Regions from separate parts of the Homo sapiens genome. Here region 1 is linked to region 2. The links are chromatin contacts, found by Hi-C or POLR2A ChIA-PET in ENCODE. All regions are on one chromosome and are shown on one strand. Each heading gives the region's core, a stretch centred on a gene start or an enhancer-like site at or near the end of the contact. The rest is flanking DNA. Distances are from core to core; before and after follow the strand shown. Region 1 holds the start of MSH2 (mutS homolog 2). Region 2 has its middle 84 kb from the start of KCNK12.

What was found. Hi-C counts contacts between places; a loop is a spot of excess contacts on that map. ChIA-PET counts read pairs that join two places held with the same protein, here RNA polymerase II (POLR2A). Pooled maps may share reads with other maps.
Region 1: a loop to region 2 is called in a map of OCI-LY7, with 3 times the contacts of the local background. The contact joins the promoter of MSH2 here to the enhancer-like site in region 2. A Hi-C loop is called at or near these places in 1 of 168 maps with a recorded cell type or tissue (OCI-LY7), 1 of 37 single-sample maps with no recorded cell type and 2 of 50 pooled maps. POLR2A ChIA-PET finds 5 or more read pairs at or near these places in 3 of 52 experiments (AG04450, T-cell and endothelial cell of umbilical vein).

The regions. Positions count from the first base shown.
Region 1 is chr2:47,401,689-47,404,821 of GRCh38, forward strand. MSH2 (mutS homolog 2) reads left to right here and starts at 1,468. Exons shown (of 16, transcript NM_000251.3): 1 at 1,468-1,714. The coding sequence starts at 1,504. RefSeq lists enhancers at 1,155-1,204, 1,209-1,919, 1,920-2,628, 1,995-2,054.
Region 2 is chr2:47,652,982-47,656,366 of GRCh38, forward strand. It overlaps a transcript of MSH2 not described here. Among named protein-coding and RNA genes, the nearest start is that of KCNK12, 84 kb to the left of the region's middle. Within about 2 kb of position 1,395, at least 5 of the 41 ENCODE cell types and tissues checked have a DNase peak (open chromatin) inside an H3K27ac peak, as active enhancers do; they include OCI-LY7, where a contact is called at or near this core.

The sequences.
Region 1 (3,133 bases), core at 218-2,717, 250 kb before region 2:
CACTGCCCCCTCCACCTCCCAGGTTCAAGAGATTCTCCTGCCTCAGCCTCTCGAGTAGCTGTGATTACAGGCGCCCACCACTATGCCCGGTAATTTTTGTATTTTTAGTAGAGACGGGGTTTCGCCATGTTGGCCAGGCTGGTCTCAAACTCCGGACCTCAGGTGATCCACCCGCGTTGGCCTCCCAATACGCTGGGATTACAGGCGTGAGCCACTGCGCCTGGCTGTTTGCTAACATTTTAAAATTTCAACCTTCCTCTTCCTTAACTGGTCTTCCCCTACCCCCCCTCAAGACGGGGTCTCTCGCTCTGTCGCCCCAGCTGCGGTGCAGTGGCGTGAACATAGCTGACGGCAGAAGACCTCCTGGGCTCAAACGATCCTCCTGGCTCGTGCTCCCAAAGTACTGGGATTATGGCGTGTGACACCACGCCTGGCGTCAAACGTTTGTCTTTTTATTTATTTTATTTTGTATTTTTTGAGACAGGGTTTTCAATCTGTCGCCCACGCTGGAGTGCAGTGGCACAATTTACGGCTCACCGCAGCCTCGACCTCCCGGGCTCAGGTGATCCTTTCGCCTCAGCCCTGCTAATATCTGGGATCACAGACGTGGGTTTTACCATGTTGCCCAGGATGGTGTCAATCTCCTGGGCTCAAGTGATCCGCCCACCTCGGCCTCCCAAATTGCTGGGATTACAGGCGTGAGCTACCGCGCCCTGCCACAAACGCATATCTTCTAACGTACCATTTCATTTACTTGCTATATTCATTATCTGAATTTTCTCATATTAGAATGTAAGCAGAATAAAGGCAGTGATTTTTCTTTTTACTGGCGATCCTCAGAGCCAAGAAGAGTCTGGGACATAGCAGGCCATATAAATGTTTTCGAATGAGTGAATCATCAACGAGTGGATGAAACGATAATGTGGCTAACAGGCAGCAGTAAGGAGGCTGTGTAGAATAAACCCGTAATCCCGATGTTGGCAGTTTGCTTAGAAAGAAAAAGGGAGGCAGTCGGAGAGGGGCACACGTTTTAACAAAATACTGGGAGGAGGAGGAAGGCTAGTTTTTTTTTTGTTTTCAAGTTTCCTTCTGATGTTACTCCCATGCTTCCGGGCACATTACGAGCTCAGTGCCTGCCGGAAATCTCCCACCTGGTGGCAACCTACCCTTGCATACACCCCACCCAGGGGCTTCAAGCCTTGCAGCTGAGTAAACACAGAAAGGAGCTCTACTAAGGATGCGCGTCTGCGGGTTTCCGCGCGACCTAGGCGCAGGCATGCGCAGTAGCTAAAGTCACCAGCGTGCGCGGGAAGCTGGGCCGCGTCTGCTTATGATTGGTTGCCGCGGCAGACTCCCACCCACCGAAACGCAGCCCTGGAAGCTGATTGGGTGTGGTCGCCGTGGCCGGACGCCGCTCGGGGGACGTGGGAGGGGAGGCGGGAAACAGCTTAGTGGGTGTGGGGTCGCGCATTTTCTTCAACCAGGAGGTGAGGAGGTTTCGACATGGCGGTGCAGCCGAAGGAGACGCTGCAGTTGGAGAGCGCGGCCGAGGTCGGCTTCGTGCGCTTCTTTCAGGGCATGCCGGAGAAGCCGACCACCACAGTGCGCCTTTTCGACCGGGGCGACTTCTATACGGCGCACGGCGAGGACGCGCTGCTGGCCGCCCGGGAGGTGTTCAAGACCCAGGGGGTGATCAAGTACATGGGGCCGGCAGGTGAGGGCCGGGACGGCGCGTGCTGGGGAGGGACCCGGGGCCTTGTGGCGCGGCTCCTTTCCCGCCTCAGAGAGTGGGCGGTGAGCAGCCTCTCCAGTGCGGAGGCACGGGGGCGGAACGTTGGTGCTTGTGCGGATTCCGCCGTCCCCAGGTTCTGCTTGGCTCCGGAGGGACGCCCCCCTCAGCCCTGAAACCCGTGCCTCTCCAGCCGCCCCGGATCTGAACTTGTGATCACGGAGTGTTTACGTCGTGCCAGGCATTTTAATGCATTGTTCTAGTTCATTTTCCAGCAGTCGCATTCCTCGCCTTGGCCCTACATGTAGCGCTCATTACAAACACGGCCAGAATCTCTTATTAACAAACAGCAGCCAGGAGTGAGATTTAAAATAGACTGGGGGTTTAGGAGACCCTTTTATGACACGTAATTCTGCTCCCACGACGCTCCCATTTATACCGCCGGTCCAGCTAAGGGTCTGGTAATGGAGCGCCGTTGAAGAGCAGTATGATGAAGTGGTCAGGACCAACGGACTCTGGAGCTGGGCTGCTTGGGATCAAGTCGCTGCCCCTCTGCTTATTAACGTGTGACCTTGGGCCAGTCATGGACGCTATCTGCTTCAGCTCAGCATTCAGTGCTCTCCGTCACCCGACCCCATCTATCCAGGATTATCTCTCCCTGGAAAGCTACAAACGTCTCACCCTATGTGGGCCAAATGTTCTGGATAGGCCTAGTTAACCTCTTCTCTCCCTGTTTTCTTTGCGCTTTCTTGCAGCTATGTAGTTATGCTAATGAAAAGAGCATCCTAGGGGGAGCAGAGTTGTGGATTCTAGTCCTGACTAGAGGACTAGTGCAAATGCGATACTCCTGATGAAAAATGTTTCATTCGTTAGATATAAATGTGTTAGGCAGGGTTATGGACACTAGATGAAAAAAGAAATACCTCTACTTTCATAGAGATCACTATTGGACAGCAAGGCAGAAATAATTACAATTCAAGTTGGAGGCTTATGGAGGTGAGCTTGTAAGAGGTTACAAGAGGCGCCAAGGCAGGATCGCCAAAGACGGAAGACTTTGGAAGAGTCTCATACAACGGAAGAGGCGTTATATGAGACACCAAAGTCCACGTTGAGTCTTGGTGGACTAGAAGTTTGCTAGGGAGAGGGCTTGAAACGAGGTAGATTGGCGTTGCTGGTGTAGAAAAGGAAGGAGACTGGCCCAGGTGGGTGGGGTTAGATGACCAAAGGCTTTTAGTGTGGTGTTGAGCTGTTGAAATTTTATGCTGTAGCCAATGAAAAGTCTGAAATGTTTTTTTTTTTTTTTTTTCTGAGACGGAGTCTTACTGTGTCGCCCAGGTTGGAGTTCAGTGGTGTAATCCTGGCTCACTGCAACCTCCACCTCCTGGGTTCAAGCGATTCTCCTGC
Region 2 (3,385 bases), core at 145-2,644:
GTCTTCGTTTCAGCAGATTTAAGCAGAAAAAGTAATCTAGAAAGTATTTGGGGGTGTGGGTAGCTCACAGAATTGCCGTAAATTTGAAGCATGAAGCTCAGAAATCAGGTGGGAACCAAGGGAAGAGAAGGCAGCCAGAAGCACAAATCACTCCCCAGGAATGAGAAGGTGAGGACCACACAGCTTCAGACGCTGGATCTTACCATGGGCAGCCTGGCCACATCCCATGCTGGATACCTGTCAACGCCAGATGACCTGTCACCGCAAACTGTCATCCCGTTGCCCCCTCAGCCACCTCGTGGGCCTAAGGGGCCTCCTCTGTGCCTGCTTTTTTATATTACTCACTCCAGAATTAATAACCCTCCTGCCCAGATCCCCAAAGTAAGGCCTGGATCATAGCTGGCACCTTGACTATCAGGGAGGTGGAAAAAAGTGGGTGTCCTTTTCAGCCTACAATGTGCCCATAAAGAGTTCTAGAGAAGGAATCTTCAATCCTATGGAAGTTGGATTGGATGTAGGGCAGAAAAGGGCAACTGTCTACAACCAGCTTGCATGAACACCTTGGAGTCTGGGTTATTATAAACTTATCCTACTTATTGAAGGATGCTGGGGGAGGGGGCTTTATATGAATCAGGGCTACTGAGATCTTTATATCGGGACCTCTGTGCAGCTCTGTCCTGACAACGTCACTTATTGCTCACGATTGGCATACCATTAGGGGATTGTTGGCCATCCCCTCTTCCCTCCATTCTTTCCTATGGGGCTAAAGGCAGGGAGGTGGGTCTCAAGTGGATGTGAGACCTAGAGCACACTCCCACATCCACTTGAAACTCATAGCCCTTACACTGTCATAGTCGTCCCTTTAAACCATAAAATAATGCTCTGTTTGTTTGTCCTTTGCAAAATATTTGCTGGGAAACAAAGACCTTCAGTAGAAGCACAAGATTTTAAAGAGAGGAATGAAAGATGTAGCGAGGGGAAAAGAGCCAGGCTGGGAGGTGCACAGTTCACGCTGCATGGTTCAGCCTCAGTGCCGTGAGCTCTGTGCACGAGGACAGTGCTGAGCAAGGCATGCCTGTGTCCCCACTGGACAGCTGAAGAGACTCAGGCAGAGCATGGACAGACCTAGTTCAGAGCCTGGCTGCACATAGTAGGCCCTCAATGAGAGGTGATGATGATGGTGGTGGTGACGGCAGAGCGAGGACTCACTTTGTCCAACGACTACATATTACAGATGTCAGGTTCACGACTATGCCAAAGGTCATGTTGAGGTCCAGAAGGAGTGGGTGGATGAGCAGAAAGAACATTCAGGGGACTGTAGGCAGGTGAATGATTTTATTCAGCAGCAGCTCACATCAGCAGCTTTCTCACACTGTCTGCCTTGTCTGGGCTGCTTCAGCTGGCAGCTCCCACATACAGCTGTGTGACCGGCTCTCCCCTGCCTTCAGGGTCAGCAGCTTAACTCTTTCACTCTCTGGGCACTAGGGGGCCAAGCTGTGTCCTGGCTTTCCCCGTCCGTCTCCAAAAACGGACATCTCTGGCTCTGTCTCTTTCTCTGGGCACCAGCGCACCTGCACAGGGTCAACAGGGCAGTTGTACCTTTTACAGACAATAGTGGCATAGAGCCAAGTGATGACGTTCCCACGTTATAGCTACATGGCTGTGATAACAAGTGGAGTTATACGCCTGCGGTCTATGCTGAGTCACGTGGGATGTAAACATCCTACCTTGGCCTAACCTTGACCAAAGCACAGCCATGTTCCTTACAACAGATAAGGAAGCCAAGACACAGAGCGAGGGCCAGCGAGCTTTCCGGGGTGATCAGTAGGAAGGGGCAAGAAAGGGTTAAATCGTGGCCCAACACGCTTGCCACTGCAGCTAGATGCTGACACAGGTGATGGTAACAAGGCCCTAGAACTCTAACGGGAAGATGAGTCATCGGGGGGGGGGTCATTAAAATGCAGGCTCTGATTCAGTAGGCCTGGGGGCATTTCCAACCACACCTGGGGGCTGCTGGTCCCAGGCTGCACTTTGAGGAGCTGGGCTCTAGCAGCAGTTTGCCTCCCTGGGAGCACATTAGAATCACTTGGGGAGATTTCACAAATTACTGATGCTTGAGACCCGAGATTCTAATTTAATTTGAGGTGGTTACAGGGTCAGAGGTCGTTTTTAAAGGTTCTCAAGTGTGTCTTATGTACAGTCAAGTTGAGAAGGGCTGTGTGAGTGGCTTGAAAACCATTGGTCGCCTGTGAAGAGGGCTTTTGAGAGCACCTGCAAGGACCGCCTCTCCTTCCTTCCAGCTGCTGCTTTGCTTGTGGGGCAAAGGCTCTCAGTCCGCAGTTCCAGCTAAGTTTAAATATGCAAATACCTCCGAAATGGCAAAGGTGAGGGCTTCTCTGAAGCGTGGCTCCTCACAGCAGGGCCTTCCACAATGAAGGGAAAGTGTACACAAGTGGGCTAGAGCAAGGAGGTAGCCTCCACGACTGCACACTTCTGCTGCTGGCCAAGTGACCCCCAGTTTAGGAGATATGACGTTTGGTGAGCACACGTCAGGACTGACCTGATTGAGGTTTGATACCAGAAGGCTGGAGAAGGGGTGCTGGCACAGAAAAGATGCAACGAAGGAGACTCCCCAGGTAGTCCTGTCTCTGGTTCCTTGAGTTCTACCTTTCCCTCAAGGGCCTCTCTCTCCAGCCACTGCTGCCAGCATGACATTCTCCCAGGGGGCCTGGTTTCCCTTTAAGGTTGTGGCCTTAAAGTGATAATCCCACCCCAGCACACCTACAGCAGGCTGTAATTATCAAGGGGGTTGACATACCACTCAAATCAAAGGCAGAACCAAAAGAAGTAAGTACTCCAAAGGAAAGGACATGGACTGAAGGGCTCTGGTGGTCGGAGGAGGTAGGGAAATACACTATTCTATGTCTTCTTGGAAATTGACAAGGCCCATTAGCAGATTCAGGTTCTGGGAAGTCCTGTGGGAAGTAAACCCAATGAGCTTTGTTCACACTAGTGTCGCCGAGTTCATTTGGCCACGGAACCCTCTTATGGCAGAATAACTCTTTATGTCTGCAAGGCCTGCTTTGGAATTGTGGATCTACTTTCCTGGAGGCTCAGCAACAAGACTGCTGCCCAAATGCCTCCGATCTGGAGGTGCAGGTCTGGCTGGAGGCTGAGGTGTGGCCTTCATCACCTCTCAGCAGCCCTGCAGCCCAGAGAGCCCTCTGTGCCCTTCTTGGGGGACTCAAAAAAGTATAGGGCGCAGGAATGGAGCGTCCACTCCACCGCTCTTATATCTGACTGAGGTGTTAAGAGTATGAGCTGTGTCATCAGGGACCAGGCTTCAAGTCCTGGCTGTACTGCTTACTAGCTGTGTGGCCTTGGA